Linked DNA regions of Mus musculus: all the other regions are linked to region 1. The links are chromatin loops, found by intact Hi-C in ENCODE. Cell type or tissue: heart. All regions are shown on one strand.

Region 1 (8,000 bases):
AAACACACACAGACACACAGACACAACTAAACACAAGCTAGAGGCCAGTGTAGCAATCTAGAGAGACCCTGGGAGGAGGGATGCATAATGACGTAAGAGCTTCCTCATAAGGCAAACCCCCCACTGTATGGCTCCTGAACACAGTCAGTATGTAGCAGTGAGCTCCAGTGCACAGGGGCAAACACTTGCAGCAACAGTAAATGAACATGAGGGGTTTCCTAAGACCAGCGCATGGGAAATAAATCCTTGTTTCCCAGCTTTGGAACTGACATACAGTAGAGACTCCAGAAGACAATGAGGATCACTCTCAATGCTGTCTACTTCTCCTTAAGAGACCATTCATTCACTCAAGGCAGGCTACTCTTCAGATGCTCCCCTGAAACTGAAAGCTGTGTGGTGGCTCTCAACATACACACACCTGTGGAGCTACCACACAACCCATTTCTTCCCCTGTTTTTCTTTCATGAATAAAGGCTTGCAAGTGAACTAATAGAGAACAGGGAAGAAGCTGGTTCACAATGAATGCGCAGTAAATTCAGCTTCCTGACAACTGAGAAAATGTTTGTCAAGAGTTCTCCAGGCTGTCCTCGGAACTTGTAAAACTGCCCTTCTCTGCCCCCAAGCACTGCACCCATCAACACCAGCTGCTTCACCTAGCTCTTGAGGTCACCTCCCATGTCCAGTTACTGAAACAGAGACATAATCTTGCTTCCCTAAGCAAGTCATAAACTACATAGCAGGTAAGTGGACGCCATTCCTGGACTTCCAAAAGATGTTTCCATTAAAACAAAAAGGGACACAGGCATAAAGAAACAAACTGCCTAAAGCTTTTTAAGAGAGAGTTTGTTTCAGGAAGCCAACCACTTTCAAAGCTACTGTTACATTATCAGGTAAAGTGGAGCCACATAGGAGCAGACACTGGCAAAGACACAGGAGCCATTCTTACAGCAAACTTTTCCCTAGCCAATCTGTGGGTATATGATTGGCAGATTCCAGAATGGAAAAGGCAGTTCTTCTCCAATGAAGAGATACTAAGAGAGTGATGGCTTATGCCTCCAGTGGCCATCCTGTGCTAAGACTTAAAAAGTCCCAGATTGGACTGGGGAAATGGCTCAGCAGTTTAAGAGCACTGACGGCCCTTCCAGAGGTCCTGAGTTTAAATCCCAGCAACCACATGGTGGCTCACAACCATCCGTAACAAGATCTGACTCTCTTTTCTGGAGTATCTGAAGAAAGCTCCCGTGTACTTGAAAGAAAGAAAGAAAGAAAGAAAGAAAGAAAGAAAGAAAGAAAGAAAGAAAGAAAGAAAGGAAGGAAGGAAGGAAGGAAGGAAGGAAGGAAGGAAGGAAGGAAGGAAGGAAGGAAGGAAGGAAGGAAGGAAGGAAGGAAGGAAGGAAGGAAGGAAGGAAGGAAAGGAAGGAAGGAAGGAAGGAAGGAAGGAAAGAAAGGAAAGAAAGGAAAGAAAGGAAAGAAAGGAAAGAAAGGAAAGAAAGGAAAGAAAGGAAAGAAAAAGGAAAGGAAGGAAGGAAGGAAGGAAGGAAAGAAAGAAAGAAAGAAAGAAAGAAAGAAAGAAAGAAAGAAAGAAAGAAAGAAAGAAAGAAGGAAGAAAGAAAGGAAGGAAGAAAGAAAAAAAGAAAGGAAGAAAGAGCGAGCCATCAAGCGAGCCGGGAGGTGGTGGCACACGCCTTTAATCCCAGCACTCAGGAGGCAGAGGCGGGCAGATTTCTGAGTTCAAGGCCAGCCTGGTCTACAGAGTGAGTTCCAGGACAGCCAGGGCCATTCAGAGAAACCCTGTCTCAAAAACAAACAAAAAACAAAAAAAAAAGAAGAAGAAGAAGAAAGATTGTTCCAGATCAGCCTCGGCTTTGGACTCTATCATCAGGCAGATCCACAAGGAATCCTTCCCAGGCATATGAGAGAGACCATATAATGCACATTTAACTGAGCAAAGGAACTTCCTGGGCATGCTGGCCACAGGGAAGAGAGAACACAGCAATTCAACACAGACTAACGCCCTCCCTCCACTTTCCACCCAAGAAGCTCAGGCTCCAAGATACCTTCTCTTCATCACCCTCTCGTTCCCATACCTCAGAATTCTGTTTTCAAGTACAGTTATTTGTGTAACAACAGCCCCTGGGGTAACCTCATTACTGAGGTTTCAACCAGAAGAACAATAATGAATTTCACAACTCAAAGAAAAAACTGACATCCTGACTTATATATACTGAGAAGTAAGATAGCAGTCCCACACTCGGGAGGCTGAGAAAGGAGAATCCCCAGGAACTTGAGGCCAGTCTGGGCTACAATCAGAGAAGACCCTGCTTTTATTTCATTGTTCCATTTTGTCCTTTGAGACAGGGTTGGAGAGATGGCTCAGTGATTAAGACTGTTCTTCCAGGCGACCTGGGTTCAAATCCCAGTACACACATGGCAGCTCACAACTGTCTTTTTTTTTTTTTTTCCTTTTTTTCTTTTTTTTTTTCTGAGACAGGGTTTCTCTGTGTAGCCCTGGCTGTCCTGGAACTCACTCTGTAGACCAGGCTGGCCTCGAACTCAGAAACCCGCCTGCCTCTGCCTCCTGAGTGCTGGGATTAAAGGTGTGCGCCCTTGAGACAGGTTTTTCTATGTAGCCCAGGCTGTGCACACCAAACTGGCCTTGGACTCAGAGATCTAACTGCTTCAACCTCCAAGTGCTGGGATTAGAGGCGTGCAGCACCATCGCCAGCTGAGACCCTGTTTTTAGAAGGAAAGAAAGCAAACTAAACTGACCAGGGAGGCAGCTTGGAGGTATGCAACCAGTACTTGCTGCCAAGCTGAGAACAACTTAAGTTTTGAGCCCCAGACTCACTTGATAGAAGAAAAGAACATAAACCCCAAATATGACTTCCACATGGACAACTTGGCACTTGTGTACACACAATAAATAATAACAATAACAATAATAATAGCTTAAAGAAGAATGGGGCTGGAGTGATGGCTTAGCAGTTGAGAGCACTTGCTGCTCTTCCAGAAGACCAGAGTTTGGTTTCCAGCACCCATGTGAATTGGCTCACAAATGCCTGTAACTCCAGCCCCTGAGAATGTTGACGCCTTTTCGGCCTATTTTTTCCACCAACACACTCGTGATATTAATTATAAATTCATACATTAATAAACATTAAACCCTAAAAAAATTATCCTTCAAAATTCTTCAGGAAGGTTCGGAGGTTGAGGCTGCGTTCTCCCTTAAAGATTTATTTTTATGAGTGTGAGGGGGAGAGGGTTGAGTGTATCAACAGCTGTGCGATCTCTCCCTTAAAGGAAAATTTTGATCCCATGCAATGTTTGCCTCACAGGCTGGCTTTAAAACTCGATCCCCAAACCAAGCTACATTTGAAACTACAAAGGGAAAGAAAGGGGTTCTCACACACACACACACACACACACACACACTGCCCTGTGTTCTCACACACACAGACACAAAAACACTGACACACACACACACACACCCTAGGCTGCCAAGCAATCTGTTGTGACCGCTCCTGATTATCCAAACTTGGGAGCAGGGTGTCTGTGCACCCAGGTGGGCTCTGAAGAGCGAGGAGTGCGAACGCACGAAACCACGCTCTCCCTGCTAGCCGTGCAGAACTCAGTTCCACTGAGTGTCTCCTGCTCGTCGTCGGCTTTTGTTTGCGCCAGAGCGTCTGGGAGACAATCAGCTTCACTTCCCTGTTCCAGAAGACTAAACAAAAGGCTTTAGCAGTGCAAGACGGGCGCAGGAGGAAGCAGCGGCCCGTTAGAAGAAATGGCAACAGGTCCCCTCTGGAGCGTTCCAGGCCACAGCCCTGGACTTAGACGGCACCCCATCCAGCTTGCTGGCTCCGCGACGGCGGCCCTGCCACGCAAAGCTGCAGCACCCCAAGAGCCAAGCAGAGCGGCCTCTTGCCTCCCCCACCATTCCTTAGGCCTCCAGGCTGGACTCCGGGGACCGAGAGCCCCGTAGCCTCTGTGCCTCAGTGTTCCCGTGTGTAGGATGGGTCGCCACGGAGGCACTTCCGCCTCCTGCTCCTACCGTAAGCAACCTAACCTGCTTACCCTGGCTGGCGGCCCCGCCGAGTGCGGGCGGCAGCGGCCCTTGACCCCGAGCTCTCCTCCCTCTTGCCCCGGATCCGCTCCAGAAACCCAGCTCGACAGGGAGACGTGAGTCCTGGCGCCCAGAGCGGCCGACGATGGGCACCAAACCAAGAGGTTGCACCACTCTACCCGTCCGCCCTCCCGACTCGCCTACTCTCCGCGTCACTCCAGGCGTGCGCGGTCCCGCCGGTCTCGGCTCCGTCCCCCCGTGCGCGCTCAGATACCTACGCCCCGCCTCCCTGCGCAGGCGCAGAGCGAGAAAGTTGGGTTTGGCGGAGGGCGCGTGCGTAAAACGAGGTTTGCCCTGAGGCCTCAAACGGCGTCTAGCAGTGTAAACTTGGTCCCCGCCTAGGTTCTGGAGTATCATGAGTCGCGCCTCGGGAAAGGACGGGATCTAGAACTGGCCCCACTTCCTAACATCAGAGCATATTACGACTGTTGGTTGTAGGTGATGATGCAGGGCACATGGGGTGTCCTGACCCTCGATTACTGCAACCTGAACCCCTCATTCACTGACCATCTATTCACAGAACCCCTTCTGGATGACCATTAGGTAGGGGTGGGAGAGCGCCACCAAACCGAGTCATGAATGAGGTCAGCTGAGCACTGCCTCCCAGAACCTGGACGGCCTAAGCAGCGCTGCTCCGGGGCCTGTGCTGTCCGCTGTGTCCCTGGTATCACTGTGGGTCAGTGCAGAGAGAGAGGGGCCAGTCAGGGAGAGTAGGGGGTTCGCTGGTAGCGAGGCCATGCTGGGATGTATCGCCACCTCGTGCTTTCCCACGGGGCAAGAAGACTAAGACCTCCGAAGAGCGCCTCCCCTCCCCTGGTGCTTCCTCTCCTAGGGGCCGTAGGTAAGCATACAGCAGGTGTCCCCCTTCTGACATCCCGTCTCCCAGTCACTTTGCCCTTTTCATTTTAAACTTTTATTCCAGAAGAAATCCCCAAAATAGGACTTACTGACTAAATGAGAGCTAGCCTTTCAAACTGTGAAATCGCACAGCCAGCTTCTGGGGTAACGATGTCAGGGACAGTTTCTGAAGCCCAGCCTTTGTTGTTTCTCTCCAGGATCTGTAAATAGAGACACAAGACTGTGATGAGGATGAAACCCTAGACCAAGCCACAACCGTCACCACAAAGAACCAGGCCTGGGCAGTCAGTAACTGTAGCTGCGGTGGATTCCCTGCAACAATGTTGATGGGACTAGCTGCAGGGCTGGCCTCTTTTGAGGTGTTCGGGTTGTCTAGGCTAGGTAGACACTGCCTTCCCTCAGTCTGTTCAGTGCATGTCCTTGCTCTGTTCTGTGATTCGATTCAGGAGAGGGTGGACCTAGCATGTGCTAGTCATGTGAGGAGCAGCCGTTGAGTCCTTCAGGAGAGGGTGGACCTAGCATGTGCTAGTCATGTGAGAAGCATGGAATTTGGGGGGAGGGGGGGTTCTTGCCACCAATAGGCCTGGTGTGCTCTGAAAGAGTTGAACAGGAAACACCTGGCTTCCCCCCCACACACACCCTTCACCTAGAGCTTCTCACAGACACTAATTGTATTTCTGGAGGGACTGGAGGGGAGTGTCTACACTTTAAACAATGGCTTTCAAACTGCAAACAAGAGAAACTAAAGTTTGAACACATTTCTTCAACTGGAAAAGCATAGTTTTGAAAATACAGAGAAGCATGGTTATAACATGGATCTTTTTAAGAGCTGAATGGTGCCTCTCCATGGGCAGCCTGGATTCCTAAATATTTGGTTTTGGATGCTGGGACAAGGGACTGAGGTGCGTATTTTACACGCCAAAGCAGACCTGGCCACCAGGTTCTCCCAGCATCCCTCAGTCCCTACCTGGCATACCCTGCCTCCAACCCTGAACTTTCCAGCCAAGGGGCTGGGCTGCCCTTCCCCACAGGCTCCTCCCTATATAGTCCAGACATTTTTGTCTCTCTCCTCCTCCTCCTCCTTCTTTTCCTTTTCCTTCTCCCCCTCCTACTCCTCCTTCCCAGCGGCAGAAAAATAACCTATTACTATTGTCCCCACCCCCCCAGTTCTAAACAAAGGTATGCCTTGAAAAAAAAAAGTTCAATAGGAACTGGAGAGCAGTTAAAGAGCACTGGCTGCTCTTCCAAAGGTCCTGAGTTCGATTCCCAGCAACCACATGGTGGCTCACAACCATCTGTAATGGGATCTGATGCCGCCTTCTGGTGTGTCTAAAGACACACCAATAAACTTATTGGTGGCAAGCAACAAACAAATAAATCTTAAGGAAAAGCACATTATATGTAAGAAAATAATATCTAAAATACATTTGAATTGAAGTATTTGGGACATAAACATATAAATATATCCAGATTAGTAATAAGTAATTATTAGTAATAAGTAATAAGTGCCTAAATTTACAACCCCTAAAATGCTGTAAACCTATGGAATAACTGATTGCTTCCCACACACACACCCCACCGCCCCGAGCTTGTCACTCCAGGTAGGCCACTTTATATTACTCTGCCCTTCATTGGAGCCAGTATTTAGAAGATGGTTTTGACCACAGGGTGATTAAAAGTTGGTCAGAGAAGTGATAGTTTGACAGACAGGCACAAGTCTTTGATCCCAGCACTCGGGAGGCAGAGGCAAGGTGGATCTCAATGAGTTTGAGGCTAGCCAGGTCAACAGAGCAAGGTCCAGGACAGCTGGGCGACACAAAGAAACCCTGCCTCAAACAAACAAACAAACAAAAAGGTAGTTCATGCCTATTATCCCAGATCTTAAGAAGCCAAAGCCAGAGCATTGCCAAAAGCCCCAGGCTAGCCAGGACACTACAGGAGATAATGTTTCAAAATAGATAGTTTTTTTTTTTTTTTTTTTTTTTTTGAGACAGGGTTTCTCTGTATAGCCTTGGCTGTCCTGGAACTCACTCTGTAGACCAGGCTGGCCTCCAACTCAAGAGATCTGCCTGCCTCTGCCTCCCAATTGCTTGGATTAAAGGCGTGAGCTACCACCAGGCTTGATAGTTACTTTTTTAAAGTAAATATAAAGACCAGGTTAAAGATCAGTGAGATGGTTTGGTGGAGAAAGGCCTACCAGGCCTGGATACCTGTGTCAAACCCCCAGGACTACTCATGATGTCCACACACAAATACTACTGAAAAAATTAAAAGCGATAGGTGTGGGTGCATGCCTTTCATCCCAGTGAGTTTCAGGATTCCCAGCTCTGCTATGCAGAGAAACACTGTCTCACAAAAAAAAAAAAAAAACAAAAAAGCAACAACCAAAACAAAACAAAACTGGTACCCTGCTTTCACTTTACATCTGGTTTCTTTGTCTTAGATTTGGATCAGATTTCTATAGAACTTCACATGGAGGTGTTTATAATTTAAGGAGTGACTACTGCCCTAGGCAGAGACCAACCAGATCATGACTCCCTGCTTCATCATATAGACCTCGCCTCTAGACAACGACCGACCAGGCTAGGCTTCACCCAGCCTGCCTCATTATACAGGCCTCTCACCCAGACCCAGTCCTCTGTTTAAACCTGAAGTTCATATCAGTGCCCCAAAAGATGGCAGAAATTTTTACCTCCCACATTCCTGAAATGGCTACTTCAACGAAACCCCTTTTAGCTTTGGGTTACACGTCGTATTTCTTTCTAAATATTTGAGCCTTTTAATTGCAGCTGAAAGGGGGGCAGGGGGAAACTGCTGTGTAAGGATTTCAGTTTTTTGTGTAGTGATGGTGGAGGCTGAACCCAGGGCCTTACCAGCAAGCGCTTTGTCTCAGCACCGGCCCCTAGTTCACTCTTGGTAACCTATAACCTATATTAAATCTGTTTTTATCTGTATTAGATATTCTTTTTCCTTCATAATCTACTAAAGTAACATTTCAAATCTTATACTATTCAGAGAC
Region 2 (8,000 bases), 96 kb after region 1:
GGGTGTGGCTGGAATAAGGGGAAAGAATGGAAAAAATACTGTTCAGGAGGGTGTCCAAAAGGACAAATCCCAAAACTTAAAACCATAAACCTAGCAGGGCAGTGGTGGTGCACGCCTTTAATCCCCGTACTTGGGAGGCAGAGGCAGGCGGACTTCTGAGTTCGAAGCCAGCGTGGTCTACAGGACAGCCAGGGTTACAGAGAAACCCTGTCTCAAAAAAACAGAAAAAAACAAAAACAAAAAAACCCATAAATCTAAAACGGGGGTGGGTTGGAGTTGGGGGGAAAATGAAGGGGAAACTGCAGTAGGTACATAATGTATGTATAAAGAAAAGAAAGAATGAAACTGGAACTAAGGAACAACAAACACACAGAGGTGGAGGTGGGGAGGGGTTAAAACCAGGTATAGGGAAGGCAGAGGTAGGAGAATCAGGAGTTTAGGACCAGCCTTGATTCCGTTCCAAGCTAAGTTCCAGGCTACACTAAGACTATGCCCTCACTTTCCCCTCTCCCCAATACAAACCTAGGACTTAGAGGTTAAACAAGATAGGAAATGCCACATGGAAGGAAGAGAGGGTAAAACATACTTTATTACTAGTTACTGCTAGTGTCCCTCAAATACTTAAACACCAGCATCTGAGCCAAAAGAAGGCTAAAAATAGGCATTTGCAGCAAGCTTTGGAAAGCTTAGCTTGCTTATGAGACACTCATTTCTGTACACTCCCAAAAACACATGCATCACAGAACATAAAAATCCCAAGACCACACAACCACTCCACTGGTGGCACATTCATTTAAAGATGTCCTGGCTGAAGATAAAATCAGAGCTGAAAAGGGACCTACCGATCCCTTTGGCTGAGGCAATAAGGCCACCACCACCTAGCCTTGCCAGACAGACAACCCAATCACAGAATTCACTTTAAAAAGCACCAAGGTCTTAACAAGCTTAAATTCAGAAGCTATTGGATTAGTTCTGGTAAGTCTGTCAAAAAACTACTCCAAAGATTCTATCAAAACCAACTGGTAAGATTACAAAAGAAACAAAACAAACAAACCAAAACAAAAAACAACCAAAAAACCCCACTGGAACAGAACAGATATAGTATACCTAAAATGTGTGCTTTGGTCACTTAAATTGAGTTTGGCTTTATCCTGAGGAAAAGTTGAGATGCCAGCCAAACTGTCTTCTTCCCACGATCAATAGCTCCAATGACGCAAGCTATCAAGGGCCCATGGCTTTACACAAAATGCCAGCTCAGGCACCCAATCCTGCCTGATTGTCACAGCTGATTTAAAACCCACAAGGCAGGTTCACCAGTAGCTAAGTGCGGCGAACTGAGCGAACAGCCTCATTTAAACTTCTGAGGAGCGCGGCTCGAGAGGATGATTATACCTCTGAATTTAAAGAGGGGCAGGACCAAAGAGCGTCTTAAAGTTGATTCCTCCACTCTGTGGGTGGAAAACGAGGATATGAAAGAAAATGGAGGTTTCAGTACTGCCCCTTGCATAAGAGGATTCGGGAAGGGAAGGAGAAGAAGAGGGAAACTCTGGTACTACAACACCCCCAACCCCATGTGCCCTCTTCCTTATGAAGCAACCCTAAGAGAAATCGAAAGGGCAACCAACGTGCTGGTTTCCCCCAGGGCTAGGCCTACACTTTCCAGCACTCTGGAACCTGAAAGCGGCTAGCTCCGACTTCCTCGGTGCCCAGCTTAGGTTAGGCAACCACACCTAAGCTCCATAGCAAGTTTTTGGTTTTGGTTTTTTTTTTTTTTTTCATTTTTTAAAGTTAAAAGTACCAGGACTCCGACGATCAAACTCAAGGGCCATGCTCACTATCAAACACCCAGGAGTACCCAAGCGGAGGCTGTGCCCGAGTGGTGCGCCACTAGATGCCCACGCCGATCGCGCCCGGCTAGGATTCCCGAGCCACCTCCCACCCGGACTCAGCGGGGGAGGGGAGCCCCGCGCGCAGCTCCGGCCGGCGAGCGCTGCGAACAGTCCTGGCACGGCGCATGGCGCCCAACTGTCACCCGCCCGCCCCGCACCGGCGCGGCCACTCCCTCGCCGCCACACACGCCCCTCGCGTCGCCGCGGGCCGCAACCGGCTCCCGGGCACGCAGGGGCCCGCGCTCCCCACGCTTCACCCGGCTCCCCGAAGCGCAAAGTTGCAAAGTTCAAAGCCAGGCCCAGCTCGGAGCCATGACACATGTTCTCTGAACACGCACTCTCGAGGCGCCGAGACGCATAGGGAGCACAGGGCACACGAGCGGCCCCGCCCGGCCCAGTCCGCCAAGCTAGGCCCGAGGCATGCCGTTGCCACCAACCGCTGCGGCCCCGGTAGCCCCGCTCCGAGGGAAACGCCCGCGTCACTGCGCGGGCCAGTGCCGCGCCGCGCAGACCCACCTGGAGGCGGCTGTCCGTTCACCGCGGCCGGCGGCGGCGCGTGCTTCGTCCACGGGTTCACCTTGGGCGGCGGTGCCTCCACGAAGTCACGCCGGCCGCCGTCCTCGCCGTCGCTCCCCGCTGGGGCTTCCGCAGCTGCGGGTGGCCGCGGGCTCTCGCGCTCCGCGCCGTCGCGGCCAGGCCTGGCGCAGGCGGGCCGCGGCCTGCGGACGCCGCCGTCGGGCTCTCCGCCGCCGTCACCCGGGCCCGACTCGGCCTGGGCGTCGGGCGCCGGCTTCTTCCTCGCCAGGCCGTGCTCCTCGGCCTGCAGCAGCGGGGCGCCCGCCGGCAGCAGCGGCTCCACTTGAGTGGCCATCTGCGCGGAGGGGCCGGGCGCGCCGCGGGCCCCGCTCGAGGCCGCTGGCGGGGCGCCGGAGCCCGGGCCGCGCGGACGCGGAGCGGCGCGGACGGGCTGACGCTGAGTGGCGCGCCGGGCAGAAGGCTCCGGCGCGCCTAGCCGGCCTGGCGGACCTCGGTCCGCCGCCTGCGTCCCCCCGCCCCCGGCCCGGGGCGGCTCGGGGGGCTGCAGTGGTGCGGACGGCCAGGGGGGGAGCGGCGCGGAGAGCCGAGCCAGACCACGCGATCCGCGGCGGGCGGCGGGCGGGCGCGCGCCTCGCGACGCGGCGCGCGAGGGGCGGGGACGGCGCGGCGACGGGCGCGCGCGCGCAGGGCGGAAGGTCCCGCCCCGGCCCCGCCCCCTGGAGACCATTCCTGTGGCGCGGCAAGTGGACGGGGGCGAGCACGTGCCTGATGCAACTTCGGAGGGCGGGGGTGGGGGAGGAGCCTTAAAGGGCCAGCGCCCCAGAACGGTCGCAGGTGGAGCACATGGGACCTGGCCACGCGGCCGGCCCGGCCTGCTAACGCTGGTGACAAGTGTTTCTCGGGGCTCCGCGTTGGGGTCTTTTACTATGTCAGCCCAGACTTGGCTAGTGATGCAGAGGGGTTCTTTGGCCGCCCCCTGTGCGTGGCTTCTGGCCCCACTCCGATGACCTTGGCCCAGCTGCAGCCTGGCCAGAGCACTGGTAATGGGTCCAAGGGAGTTCTTTCCCCACAGGGGCAGCGAGCGCCTCGGAAAGAGAACAGAATTCCCAGTAGTACCCACGCTATGCAGGCCCTCGAAACCCAGTGTTTTATAGGCAGGAAATGGCTTTTCTTTCAAGTCGCTTGTGTTTTTTCTATAGAATTGTTTAGGGTAGAGTTGAACTGACACTTAATTGAGGGACTCAGAAAGCTCTGAGATTTGTATCTTAACCCTGACCCCATTGCAGTTAGTTAGGGGTTATCAGCAGTAGTCAGGTCCACTTCCTGGGTCTCGATTTCTCTATTGTAAAATGAAGGAACCATTTATGCCAGGTGGTTTCAAATTTCTCTGTCATTTGGTTCAATAAATGTTTACTGACTTTATGCTCTGGGGGCCTGCAAAGTTCTTAGAAAGGTCTGCCAATAAACCAGGCTAACAAGCACCTGTCCTCCCGGAATTTACACTGTAAGGTGGGGGAAGGCACAGTAAACAGGAGAAACAAATACTTCATTACAGCGCAGTAGTCACTGTGCTGTAATGAAGTAGACAAGATTGGCTTTTTGTTTGTTTTGGGTTGTTTTTTCCGTTTGGTTTGTTTGGGTATTTTTTTGTTTTTCAAGCAGAGTTTTTGGTTGGTTGGTTGGTTGATTGGTTGGTTGGTTGGTTGGTTTGGTTTGGTTTGGTTTCTGTCTAGTTCTGGGCTCTGATTATCCTAGAACTCTCTCTTTCTGTAGACCAGGCAACCAGGCTTACTTCGGACACACAGAGACCCACCTGTCTCTGCCTCCCTAGTGCTGGGATTAGAGGGTTACAACATCATGAATTTAACTGAGATTGGCTTCTTTAATTGCTGAGAGAAGGTTTCCTTGAACTCAGATCCCAAAATACTGGAAATAAGAGACGTGTCAGGAACTGACTGGATCTAGAAATCTGAGAACCGAACAGCCTGGAAGGTTGGCGAACTCTCCAAAAGAAGGATTAGAAAACAGGTGGTCTCCTGGGTGGGGGGCATGGCTTCCTGAAAAGACTCTTAGAGACCAGACACTGGTATTGTGGACACCGGGAATACTGGGGAAAGTGTTCATAGCAATCTGGTGTTCAATTCCATCTCCAGTCTTTGCCTGCAAGCCTGGGACAGCTCTCTAGCCTTCCCTGATAGCCCCTCTCTTAGAGGAAAATTAATGCCTAAGTAGTCAATGAGAGCCAAAGTGCCCCCATTATAAGGCACAACACACTAAAGCCAGCGCTTGCTCGGAGAAGCACGGAGGAATATACGGTTTGAAGGAGATAGAGAATTTAAGCAGTATTTTTGTTATTGTTGTTGTTTTCTGAAACAGGGTTTCTCTGGGGAGCCTTTGCTGTCCTGAAACTCCTCACTCTGGCCTGGAACTCACAGAGATCTGCCTGCTTCTGCCTCAAGAGTGCTGGGGTTAAAGGCAGATCCCCTCCCCCAGCTTAAAACTGTGGCATGTCTACCCTTTAATCAAAGAGCACAGCAATGCACGTTGCCACCAGGGTTCACTTTTAGTTATTGGTAAATACTTTGTTTTTTTCTTTTATATCTCTCTCTCTCTCTTTCCTTGAGACAGGGTTTCTTTGTGTAGCCTTGCCTGTTCTAGAACTCACTCTGTAGACTCAGACTCACAGAGATCCGACTGCCTCTGCCTCCCAAGTACTGGGATTAAAGTCATGTGCCACTTACTAATTGGATATAGAGAGGAGATATACCCTCACACAACTTTCGGGCATAGCAGGGCTTTGTGTAATGTCGAACTAGCTGGCTCATCTACCCAGCTCACAGTGCCGGTGCCAACAAAAGTGGTCAGGCCCTGCTGTGTGGGAACTGGGGCTCAGAGATGGCTACTCTGAGTCCTGTCCCGGGGCCAGAGAGAGGCATTGGATATCAGGAGGGGGAACTCAGAACTTAGAACCTTTTAGGACTGTCCTCAACTAGAAATACTCAACCCTGGGAAGGTAAACTGAATAATGATTTCATCTCCTTCTTTTGAAGATGAGGACACTGAAGTTCAGAGAAATAAAAGTTCCTCATCCAAGGTCACAAAGCCAATCCATGGCAGAACCAAATCCAATAGCTTTTCCTAGATTCAAATAATGGAGGTCTGGAAAGCCGGTGGTGGTGGCCACCCTTCATCCCAGCATTCTGGAGGCAGAGACAAGGGACTCTCTAAGATCAGGCCAACCTGATCTATAGAGCGAGTTCCAGGACAGTCAGGGCTACAAGGAGAAACCCTGTCTTGAAATAAGCATCATCATCATCATTATAATCTTCATCATTATCATCGGGCTAGAGAGAGGGTTCACTGGTTAAGACCGCTGGCTGCTCTTTCAAAGGACCTAAGTTTGGTTCCCAGCACCCACAAGATGGCTCACAACCTTCTATAACCACAGTCCCAATGAATCTGGCATCCTCCTTGGGCACCAGGCACACATATGGTGCACAACCATACTAGAAGGCAAAGTACTCAGACACAAAATAAAATAGAACCTTAAAAAAAAATGATAACAGGGCTGGAGAGATGGCTCAGAGGTTCAGAGTACTGTCTGTTCTTTCAGAGGTCCTGAGTTCAATTCCCAGCAACCACATAGTGGCTCAAAACGATCTGTAATGAGACCTGGTGCTCTCTTTGGCATGCAGGTATACATGCAGGCAGAATGCTGTGTATATATATATATATATATATATATATATATAAATCTTTTTTAAAAATGATAACGAAGCCGGGTGTGGTGGCGCACGCCTTTAATCCCAGCACTCGGGAGGCAGAGGCAGGCGGATTTCTGAGTTCGAGGCCAGCAGCCTGGTCTACAAAGTGAGTTCCAGGAAAGCCAGGGCTACACAGAGAAACCCTGTCTCGAAAAAAAAAAAAAAAAAAATGACGAAGGGCAAGACAGGTGTGGTAGCACATGCCTGTAATGCTGAGGCAGGAGAATTGGAGAGACTCTGAGGCTAGCCTGGGCTACAGAGTAAGTACCAGGTCAGCTGGAACTAAATAGCAAGACATTGTCTCAGAATAAAAATTAGAATACAGAAGGCTAGTACTGTAACCAGGCTTCCTCTGTAGCACTCCCAACAAGGAAGGCTGGGGAAAGGAGCTGGGTTGTAAGACAGGAGCTGGAGCTGGAATCTTAATTCAGACCTCCCCTCCCCCAGTGCCAAAGACTGAATGTAGGTCTCTTCTTGCATGCTAAGCACCTTCTGTACCAGGATACCAGTGAGTAATTCAGGCTAATGGTTCCAGTGATATTTATTTTATTTGCAGTGTTAAGGATCAAACTCAAGGCCTTGCACTTTCCAGGCTCAGTGCTTGACTACTGAGCCCATATCCCCAGCCCAGACTTCTGCTTTCTGACATACTACAACATTCTGAACACAGGCATTTTTTTTTTCTAAATACTAGACAGGATCAAAAATTAATATGTTTGTTTTTTTTTTTTTTCCTAGAGCCAGGCATGTTAGTACTCGCCAATAGCTTTAGCATTCAGGTTGTGAAGCCAGGGAGATCAGAAATTCAAGGTAAACCTTGTCTACATATTTCTATCCATAATCTAGATTGCCCATGACAAGAAGAAGAAAAAAACTCGAAAAACCTAAAAAAAAAAAAAAAAAAAAAACAAGAAGAAGAAAAAAAAAAAAAAAGGTAAAAGCACCCAGTGGGTGTACACACTGTACCTTCTGTAGTTAAATATGTATCTTCACTCCTGGTGCTGAGAACTTCCTGCACTGACACAGAGTTGAGAATGAAGACTAGGGAACTAGGAGACTGTCTGATAACCCAAGCTCCTACTCTAGAACGGTGGAAGCCTTTAGGCAGCCCCTTAGCCCAGGATCATTACTCTATCTTATTTTAGGCCTAGGTATGAGAGCAGGAAGAGCTACCATGCCTTAGCTCACAGCACTCTTGCTCCTGTGAGAGCATTGCTTGTATTTATTTATTTATTTTGTTTTTATTTTTTGTTTTTGAGACTGGGTTTCTCTGTGTAGCTCTGGCTGTCCTGAAACTCACTCTGTAGACCAGGTTGACCTCAAACTCAGAAATCCATGGGCTTCTGCCTCCCAAGTACTGGGATTAAAGGTGTGTGCTATTTGATAGATTTTTTTTTAAGATGGCTGATGTATGTAGTTGTCTTTCCTATGTGTATGTGTGTGCTGTGTACATTCTAGTACCCATGGGGACCAGAAGAGTATGTCAGATCCCCTGGAGTTAGAGTTACAAATGACCCTGAACCACTGTATGTATACATGCCAGGAACTGAACCTACGTCCTCTGAAAGAGCTGCAAGTGCTGACCCATCTCTTCAACCCCAACCATAAATTTATAATCCTCCTGCCTCTGTCTCCCACGTCCTAGGATTACAGGCATGTAGCACTTCCACACCTGGCCTTGAACACACGGTTTTATCCCACTGAGAGTTTAATTTTCCAAAGGACCTTGGGTTCCTGGAAGAAATTGTGCGGGGCCATTCACTTCCTCTGGTAGCTCTTGGGTACAGTCCTGCCTATGCCAACATGGGGG
Region 3 (8,000 bases), 300 kb after region 1:
CTCCTCTCATTCTCTGGCTGGGAGGGAAGGAGGGAGGGAGGCTTGGGCCACTCACTATCTATTCTCCCTGCTCTCTCTACCAGCACTCTGGCCTTTACCTCAGGGATGTCAGCATCGTGCTCGGGGGAGTCTCCGCCATCGTCACTTGCCTTCCTCTTCCTTTTATTTCGGACGCTCTGGATGAAATTTTTGTGGAAGTCGCAGATATACAGGTGCCTTACCTGATTGGAAGAAACCTAAAGTCAGTGTTACCAACCCCATGGAACCTGTGAGATCATGAGCCTTCTCTTTTGGCCAGGTACTAGAGAGAGATGGAAGAGTGAAAGGCAGACAACAGCTTACAACCATTCTATATAGGCTGCAGAAGAAGAAACATAGAGGGCTGGCAGTACAGCTCAGTGGAAAGTACATGTTCAACTTGGATATCCCCCCCCCCCCAGCCCCTGCAAACGAGCCTTACAGGTACAGGAGGAATTATGAACTTGCAATGGGCAGAGACAGGTCGCAGGACAGTGGATGGTACTCACAGCGCCTACTCCTACTGTGGGTAAGACCGGAAAACTTGACTCCTGCTGCTTCACATCTGATCCACAAAGGAGCAGAGAGAGACAGAACCCTCACAAAGGGGGACCACATAAAAGAGAGTGGACATCACTCTGATTTTCTAATAAACACCAGAGTATATTAGTAAAGGCGCCAAAAGCAGCTCAGCAGTGAAGAACAGGGTTTCATTTAAGAATGTAGGTAGCACAGTTGCCTGGAGGAACCACTCAAAGACCCTGCAGGACCCAGGGCCTGTGTAATTGGCCTGGGTAGGGACAGATGGTGCACAAATGTTCTAGGGAGACATCTGAACTGGAGTTTGGTCCTTAAATCCTTAAAGATAAAAGTAAGCTGGCAGGAAGTCACCATCAATGAATTCAGGCTGCTTTGTGGAGGGAACAATGAAAACTGTTTAATTTGATGATTATCAGTTTCTTGTGGTTGGATTGGTGAGTCATGAGTCATTCCGAGTTTACACTGTGATGCTGTCTTGTACACAGCAGGCGAGAAATAAGTGCTGATGCACCAATGTAGGCCCTCTCATATCTACAAACGGCCAAATGACTTTTGCTGGTAAAAGCCACCTCTTTTTTTTTTTTTTTTTTTTTGGTTTATTTTTTGAGTCAGGGTTTCTCTGTGTAGCCCTGGCTGTCCTGGAACTCACTCTGTAGAACAGGCTGGCCTCGAAACTCAGAAATCCGCCTGCCTCAGCCTCCCAAGTGCTGGGATTAAAGGCGTGGGCCATCACTGCCTGGCTGGGTTTTACTCTTTAGGACAGTGGCCTATGGACAATGTCCAAAAGTTCATTGCCAGAGTGGAATCTGACAAAAGTCATTGAAATTTGTGAACTTGTAAGAGGTGGCACACGCCTTCAATCCCAGTACTGGGGAGGCAGGAGGATTTCTAAGTTCGAGGCCAGCCTGGTCTACAGAGTGAGTTCCAGGACAGCCAGGGCTACACAGAGAAACCCTGTCTCGAAAAAACCAAAAAGAGTAACACCCAGGTGAAACAAGAGGACATGTGACCTCTGCTCCATTCCTGGCAGCTGGCACTTGGGCTGACAATGTAAGTAAGTGGCTCTTGAGAGAGCAAGTGGTGCTGGGCAGTGGTGGCGCACGCCTTTAATCCCAGCGCTTGGGAGGCAGAGGCAGGAGGATTTCTGAGTTCGAGGCCAGCCTGGTCTACAGAGTGAGTTCCAGGACAGTCAGGGCTACAGAGAGACCCTGTCTCGAGAAACCAAGAGAGAGAGAGAGAGAGAGAGAGAGAGAGAGAGAGAGAGAGAGAGAGAGCGCAAGTGGCTTCCCACAGCATAGTGGTAAACTGGGAAGAATGAGTGGCAGAGTGGGGTGTTTCTAAAGCTTAGGTAGGAAGAGGCCAGACCAGAGCAGGGGGCAGCAACCCAAGCGACACTGGAGCCTGTTTCCTTTATGTGATCCCCAGCTTCGAGCACTCTCCAGAAGCAAAGAAGAAACCCATCAGCGGCAAGTTGGCTATGTACTAATACAGTACAGAGGCAGCCAGTGGCCACCTGAAGGGGGGTGCTATAGTATTTTAAAAGGGCTTTTGCCAGATCCTTTTACCAGACAGCTATTCTCTGTCCTTAACCATGTTCAAGTCTAATCTGCTTTTCAGCAATCTCAGGACTCAGGGGCTTTTGTGGGTGAGGTGGGGGCCTTAGGGTGGAAGCAAAGGCTCACTGTGGTTGTCTGGGTTTTTTTGTTTGTTTGTTTGTTTGTTTTTTCTTTCCTGTTTCACTTGCTACAACAGCTAGACATTCTAGTAACACAGCACTTACTTGGGACTGAATTCCTGCCCATCTGTGGAATGAAATAGAAACTGTTTCAGAGATAATGACTCTGTACTACCACCTTGAAATGGACTAAGGCCGCACATCTAACCACAAGCCTTCCCAAGTACTGCCTTTGGGGATGCTAGTACAGGGCAGAGGGGGCCTTTCTTCCAGATGATGATGATGTGTGTGTGAGTGTGTGTGACATCGACATGCTCAACACTGCTCCACATGGCTTCCCCATGGGGTGAGTGGATAAATGGAGTCTTTACTGCAACAACAAAACCATCCAGATGTGAGCACTGCCAGCAGCCCACACGGGAGGCAGGCACCGTTTCCATGTGGATAAACTCATCCCCAGTCTCGGGATCACTTTCACTCCCATGTGTGATTAGCAGGGGACACCTGAGGGTTTAGCCAGCTTTGCTTCAGAGTAATCTCATTCATTCATTCATTCACTCACTCATTTATTTACTGACAAGACATTTGTAAAAAGGAAGGTCCCAATCATAAAAAAACAAAAAACAAAACCCAGCACGATTTCAAATGAGCTGGATTCTACTGGTTGACTAAATAAAACTGAGTGTGCAAGAGAAGAGTCTAGAAGAAAGGATGATGATCTTATTTATTATAGACGAATGAAAACTGGGTGTAAGGTTTGGAAGCAAGCCAGGCAATAAGTGGGCTTAGGAAATTAGCCAGCTTTTAAGTGCAGTGTGCTCTTGGCGCCATTGCTTCCTACCCCCCCGCCCCCAGCCTCAGTTTCTGCCACATCAGAAGTGTAAAGATCGGCTCCCTTTCCCGCTACCAAGCAATGTCTGATTTCCCCAAACCGTTGAACAGTAATCATTCAAACTCCTGAATATGAGAAGTTCCTTAACTCAGTCTCAATTCCTAACCTGGAAGCTGCCACTCAGGGCTTGCAGCAACAGATGTCAAACTGAAAAGTTCTTAACCGGTTGGCAGTAGGCACATCTTGAGGACCAGAGTAGGTGAAATCACTCAGGAAGTTTCTTATAATTAGCCACAAGGCATAGGGCAATCTCATTCCATTTTAAATTTGCACCTCTCCACCTCCAACGGCATTACCAAAGATGCTAATCCCCGCAAGAAAGCTGATTCCCCGCCCCCTTCAATCACATCCACAGCAAATCATTTAAGACCCGGCCTTGGCCTTATTTCTGCCACATCTCAGAAAAACTCATTCGCTGCCAGCGAAGCGGGCTCTGTGTTGCGCTGCAGAGACCGGAGGCCGCGGCAGACAGGAAAGTCGCGGCCACCTTGCTAGTGTCTGAAAGAGCGACAAGGTCCCTGGAGGGAGGACGAAGTTGGAGAAGATCCTCCCGGTTCCCTTGTCACCTCTTTTGCCCAATTCTTGCAAAAGTAACCCACCTCTCTCTGCTCTGCTATTCGGCGCAACAGTGACAGCTGGAAACTGCTGTCGCTTTCCCAGGCAGGGAGAGTGTGCCAAGCCCTCCCTGGTTTCCCAGCCCACCCTCGGGGACGCGGGCAGCGTCGCGGAGCACCGAGCGGCCTCCAAGAACCTGAGTCCCCTGTTTTGCACAGACTGCGCGGCGAGGCCCACCGCGCGGAGCGTCCCCGGGGTCCCTTCCCGCGGCCCTGCGCTATGCCCCGAGACTCACGCTCTTGTCTATGTCCAGCTTGAGTTTCTTCTGCGAGATGCTTTTCTGCACCCTCTTGCTGAAGGAGGCGTTGCCCGCGGGCCGGACGCAGCGCTCGCCGTCCGCGATGAGGCAGCAGCTCTGGCCGTAGCCCGGGGCGGCGGCGGGGGCGGCAGGGGGCCCTTCGCGGCTGTCCTCCTCTGTGCTGAAGCCGTTCATCTCCCCGCCCCGGCCCGGCCCCTCCGGGGGAGGACCCCTGTAGGCCACTCCGCGGCTGCTAGCCCCGCGGGGCAGCTCTTCGCCAGCCCCGCGCCCGGGTCCCACGGTGCGCCCTGGGTCAGGCGCGCTCCGAGCTCCGCGAGGCCCGGCTGCTCTGTGCTCCTGCAGCCCGGGCCCCGGCGGGGATGCACACGCCGAGGCTCCGGCCGGGGCTCACGAGGCTTCCCCCGGGATCCGGGCCCGGCCGCCCTGGGGCTCCCGAGGCCCCCGCCGGCTCCCGCCTGCTCCGCGCCGCGCGGCAAAGTCTCCACCCCGTGGCTCCCCGCGCGGGGGCCCGGCCTCGAACCTGCCGTGTCCGGGCCCCGCGGTGTGCTCGGGCCGCCCCAGCGCCTGGCCGCTCGGCGGCGCCCCGAGTCCCCGCGGCAGCCCCTGGGCCGCCCCGGCCGCCGCCCGCCCGACGCGCCGCACCACAACAGTGCGCTCCCCCGCCCGCCGCGGCACAGCGGAAGTCCCGCCTCTGTGCGCTCAATGGTCGTATTCTTTATGTAGGCGGGGCCCACGTCGCCGCTGGCAGTTCCCATTGGGCGCCATCGCTGCCGGTCTCCGGTGCCAGGCTACTTCCTGGACTCTGCTGGGATGGGTTCAAAGTAGAGAAAGTGCAAGAGGGAAGAGTTACCCGGGCTAGAGAGGACAGCGGGCCGCAGGTTTAGTCCTGGTTGTGGAGTGGGATGCTGAGATGGGTCTGGAGGGATGCAGGATGTTCTAGGCCGTTAGGATGGTAAATAGGGACCTCGCTCCGCGAGGGATGCTGAACGGGGTCTGGAAGAATGCAAGATGTCCTGGTCCGGGCCAGGAATGGTGAGCGAGGTCCTCTGGCTCTGGGGCGAGATGCTGTGTTAGGTCAGGAGGGACGCGGGGCCTCCACCTCAGGGAGTGGTGCTGAGCGGGATATGGAGGGTCGCAGGGTCTCCATTCCGGGATGGGATGTTGAGCAGGTTCCCAATCCCAGCGCGGGATCCTGAGCAGAGGTCCGGCTCCATAGTGGGGTTGTGAGCAAGCCGGTTATGGAACGAAATGCTAAGCCGGATCTGACAGGCCGCAAGGTCTCCTATGTTGAGTGGGGTCTGCGGGAAGCAGGGACAGACTTGCAGCAGAGATCACGTTCGCAGTGGACTGAAGCATCGACGTGCGGAGGAAAACTGAGGGACAAGGGAAGGGTATGGGAAGGAGACCTTAGGGAGAAAGTGCTGCCAGGAGAACAGACTGGGCAAAACGGAAAAGCCTGGGCTGGAGGATCTACGCGGCAGCGGGAGACAGGGTGCATGGTGTGGGACATGAAGCTAACGAGGAAGTGCATATGCGCGTAAAGAGGCACTGAGAGACAGGAGAGGTCGGACAGGTGAACTAGAAATCTTTGAGTACAGCGGGCACCAAGGAAGAAGGGACTTAAGGAGGAGAGCCCAGCGTCAGAGCAACCCTGGCCTGGGTTGATCTTCAGGGTGGACTTTGTGGGCTGAGGCAAAGGTGAAAAGCCCTTAGGCCACCAACGGAGGACTCACCTTCAGACTTGTTAGAGACTGATTTGTAGTTTTATTGCTTCAAGCTAACTCAGACCAACCCGGGAGGAGGCCACCGCACCCTGCCAAGACCAGGGTGTCACCTCGTCCTTGATGCAAGGACACAGGGAATTTTCTGAGGGTCGGGTCCTACAGTCAGTAGTGTTGTGGGGGAGAGGTATGGTTATGGGATGGGTGTCCGGAAAGCTCTTAAATTCTCTCCAGAGGTCTAAAAGTGCGTTTGTACAGTTTACTTTTATTAATTTCACACAGGAGACAGTATGTTAGAAAATACACCTACCAGATAAAAATTTAAGGCCACTGTGGGGGCTGAGGCTGTAATTTGGTGGCAGAGTGGATCAGCACACTCGAGGCTCTGGATTTGTTCCACATTACTACTTAAACAGGATGTGGCGGCACTGGCCTGTAGTCCCACCTTTCAGCAGGAAGATCTGAAGTTCAAGGGCATTCTCTCTCTTTTCTTAAAAGAATTATTTATTTATTTTATGGATATGAATACACTGTAGCTGTCTTTGTACTCACCAGAAAAGGGCATCAGATCCCACTACAGATGGTTGTGAGCCACCATGTGGTTGCTAGGAATTGAACTCTGGAATAACAGTCAGTGCTCCTAACCGCTGAACCATCTCTCCAGCCCCTCAAGATCATTCTTGACTACATAGCTCGCAAGTCAGTCTTGGTTTTGTGAGACCTTGTCTCAAAATAACAAAACAAAACAAAATGTGTCCATTACGAAATTGCTTATAAAAAATACTCTAAAAGTTACAAACGAGAAGAGGTGAAGCAAAATTAAACATCTTCAGAAAGTGTTAAAACTCACCAGCAACTCTGTAGCAAAGATCTCCGAGCGCTTGACAACGCCTTGTCAATGCTGAGTAATGAGCGCTCCACGGTGGTCCACACCTGCTATGCCACTGCTTGGGAAGTGTGTAGCGGGATCTGGAGTTCTTATTGAACTTGAGGCTAGCCTGGGCTATGTGAGACCTTGTTTCAAACAAAACAAAACGAGGATATAGAATTGCATATGGACTTGTGGAATGTGATGTGTGTGTATTTATTTTAAAATAAATAATACATGCAGGGTGAGAGCTGGGGAGATAACTGCTCTTCCAGAAGATCCCAGTTCATTTCCATTAAACCCCTACATAGGCTCTCCACTGCCAGAAATTCGAGCTCCAGGAAATTTGGCCTCCCTGGGAGTATGCTAGAGCCCCATCTCCAAACCAAACCAAACCAAACCAAACCAAACCAAACCAAACCAAACCAAACCAAACCAAACCCAAACAGCAACATTAACCAAGCTTTGGGGGAGGAAGGGAGGACTGAGATGATTCAGTGGGTTAAAGCCCTTTCCAATAAGCCTGCTGACCTCAGTTCTATCCCCAGCACCCGCATGGCAGAAGGAGAGAATTAGCAATGCAGATTATCTTCTGACCTCAGCCTCCCTGTGTTAGGAATACACTACCTCCCCACAGAAAAAAAGAAATGTCATCATTTTTTTTTTTTGAAAATCAAAACCACATGAGAAATAATACTCCATATTACAAAGAGTGATAATTTGGGGTAGCAGAAATGTGGTTGACATTTTTATACTTTGTTCTACTTTTGCAATATACCTAATAAGCTTTTTTTTTTTTTTTTTTTTGCTTTTACAGTAACAAAAATAATAAAATATTAATGGAAAAAAACACAATTTACTAGGAATCTTGCTTCAGAGTGCATATTCCAGAGCAAGTTCTGGAGAGATGGCTCAGTGGTTAAGAGCACTATCTGCTCTTCCAGAGGTCCTGAGTTCAATCCCCAGCCACCACATGCTGGCCCATAACCATCTATAATGTGTGATCTGACAGCCTCTTCTGGCATGTAGGTGTAGGATACTCATATCCATAAAATAAATAAATCTTCAGAACAAAACAAGAACTAACTGGCACAGGCAGCTACAGAAGCAAGCATGCCGCTGGCCTGATACGGATACCATGTAGGTAAAAAGTTGAGAGTGGAGAATGAAGTTGGGAGTATACACAAGGCAGTGTGCGCTGGTTCAGAGGTCCCATGGTATGGGTGGTATGGATGTAAACTCTGCTTTTCTTTGCATGTTTTTTGTTTTGTTTTGCTTTTCAAGACAGGGTTTCTCCGTGTAGCCCTGGCTGTCCTGGAACTCACTCTGTAGACCAGGCTGGCCTTGAATTCACAGAGATCAACCTACTTCTGCCCCCCAAGTGCTGGGATTAAAGTGTTTTTTTTTTTTTC

Evidence for each region. Peaks named below come from ENCODE experiments on the same cell type or tissue, not always from the same donor. Only the 100,000 strongest peaks of a DNase experiment are listed, where the experiment ranks them.
Region 2: a loop joins it to region 1, with 8 times the contacts of the local background. A loop is called at or near these places in 17 of 42 quality-filtered maps.
Region 3: it touches region 1 in a loop (2.8-fold over the local background); 4 of 42 quality-filtered maps call a loop at or near these places.

Annotation. Positions count from the first base shown.
Region 1 is chr11:58,100,283-58,108,282 of GRCm38, reverse strand. It overlaps Cnot8 (CCR4-NOT transcription complex, subunit 8), which reads right to left and starts at 4,313. Exons shown (of 7, transcript NM_026949.5): 1 at 4,075-4,313. In heart, a CTCF peak has its summit at 1,054; DNase peaks (open chromatin) are centred at 4,242 and 5,562; H3K4me3 peaks cover 2,386 bases; H3K27ac peaks cover 1,995 bases.
Region 2 is chr11:58,003,953-58,011,952 of GRCm38, reverse strand. Larp1 (La ribonucleoprotein domain family, member 1) reads right to left here and starts at 2,889. Exons shown (of 19, transcript NM_028451.1): 1 at 2,406-2,889. The coding sequence starts at 2,760. In heart, no CTCF peak of the experiment used is centred here; DNase peaks (open chromatin) are centred at 1,622, 2,012 and 3,142; H3K4me3 peaks cover 3,658 bases; H3K27ac peaks cover 3,108 bases.
Region 3 is chr11:57,798,265-57,806,264 of GRCm38, reverse strand. It overlaps Sap30l (SAP30-like), which reads right to left and starts at 4,628. Exons shown (of 4, transcript NM_001081168.1): 1 at 3,976-4,628; 2 at 99-221. The coding sequence starts at 4,173. It overlaps 2010001A14Rik (RIKEN cDNA 2010001A14 gene), which reads left to right and starts at 4,798. Exons shown (of 4, transcript NR_131042.1): 1 at 4,798-5,031. In heart, a CTCF peak has its summit at 4,139; DNase peaks (open chromatin) are centred at 3,684, 4,204 and 4,744; H3K4me3 peaks cover 3,268 bases; H3K27ac peaks cover 2,728 bases.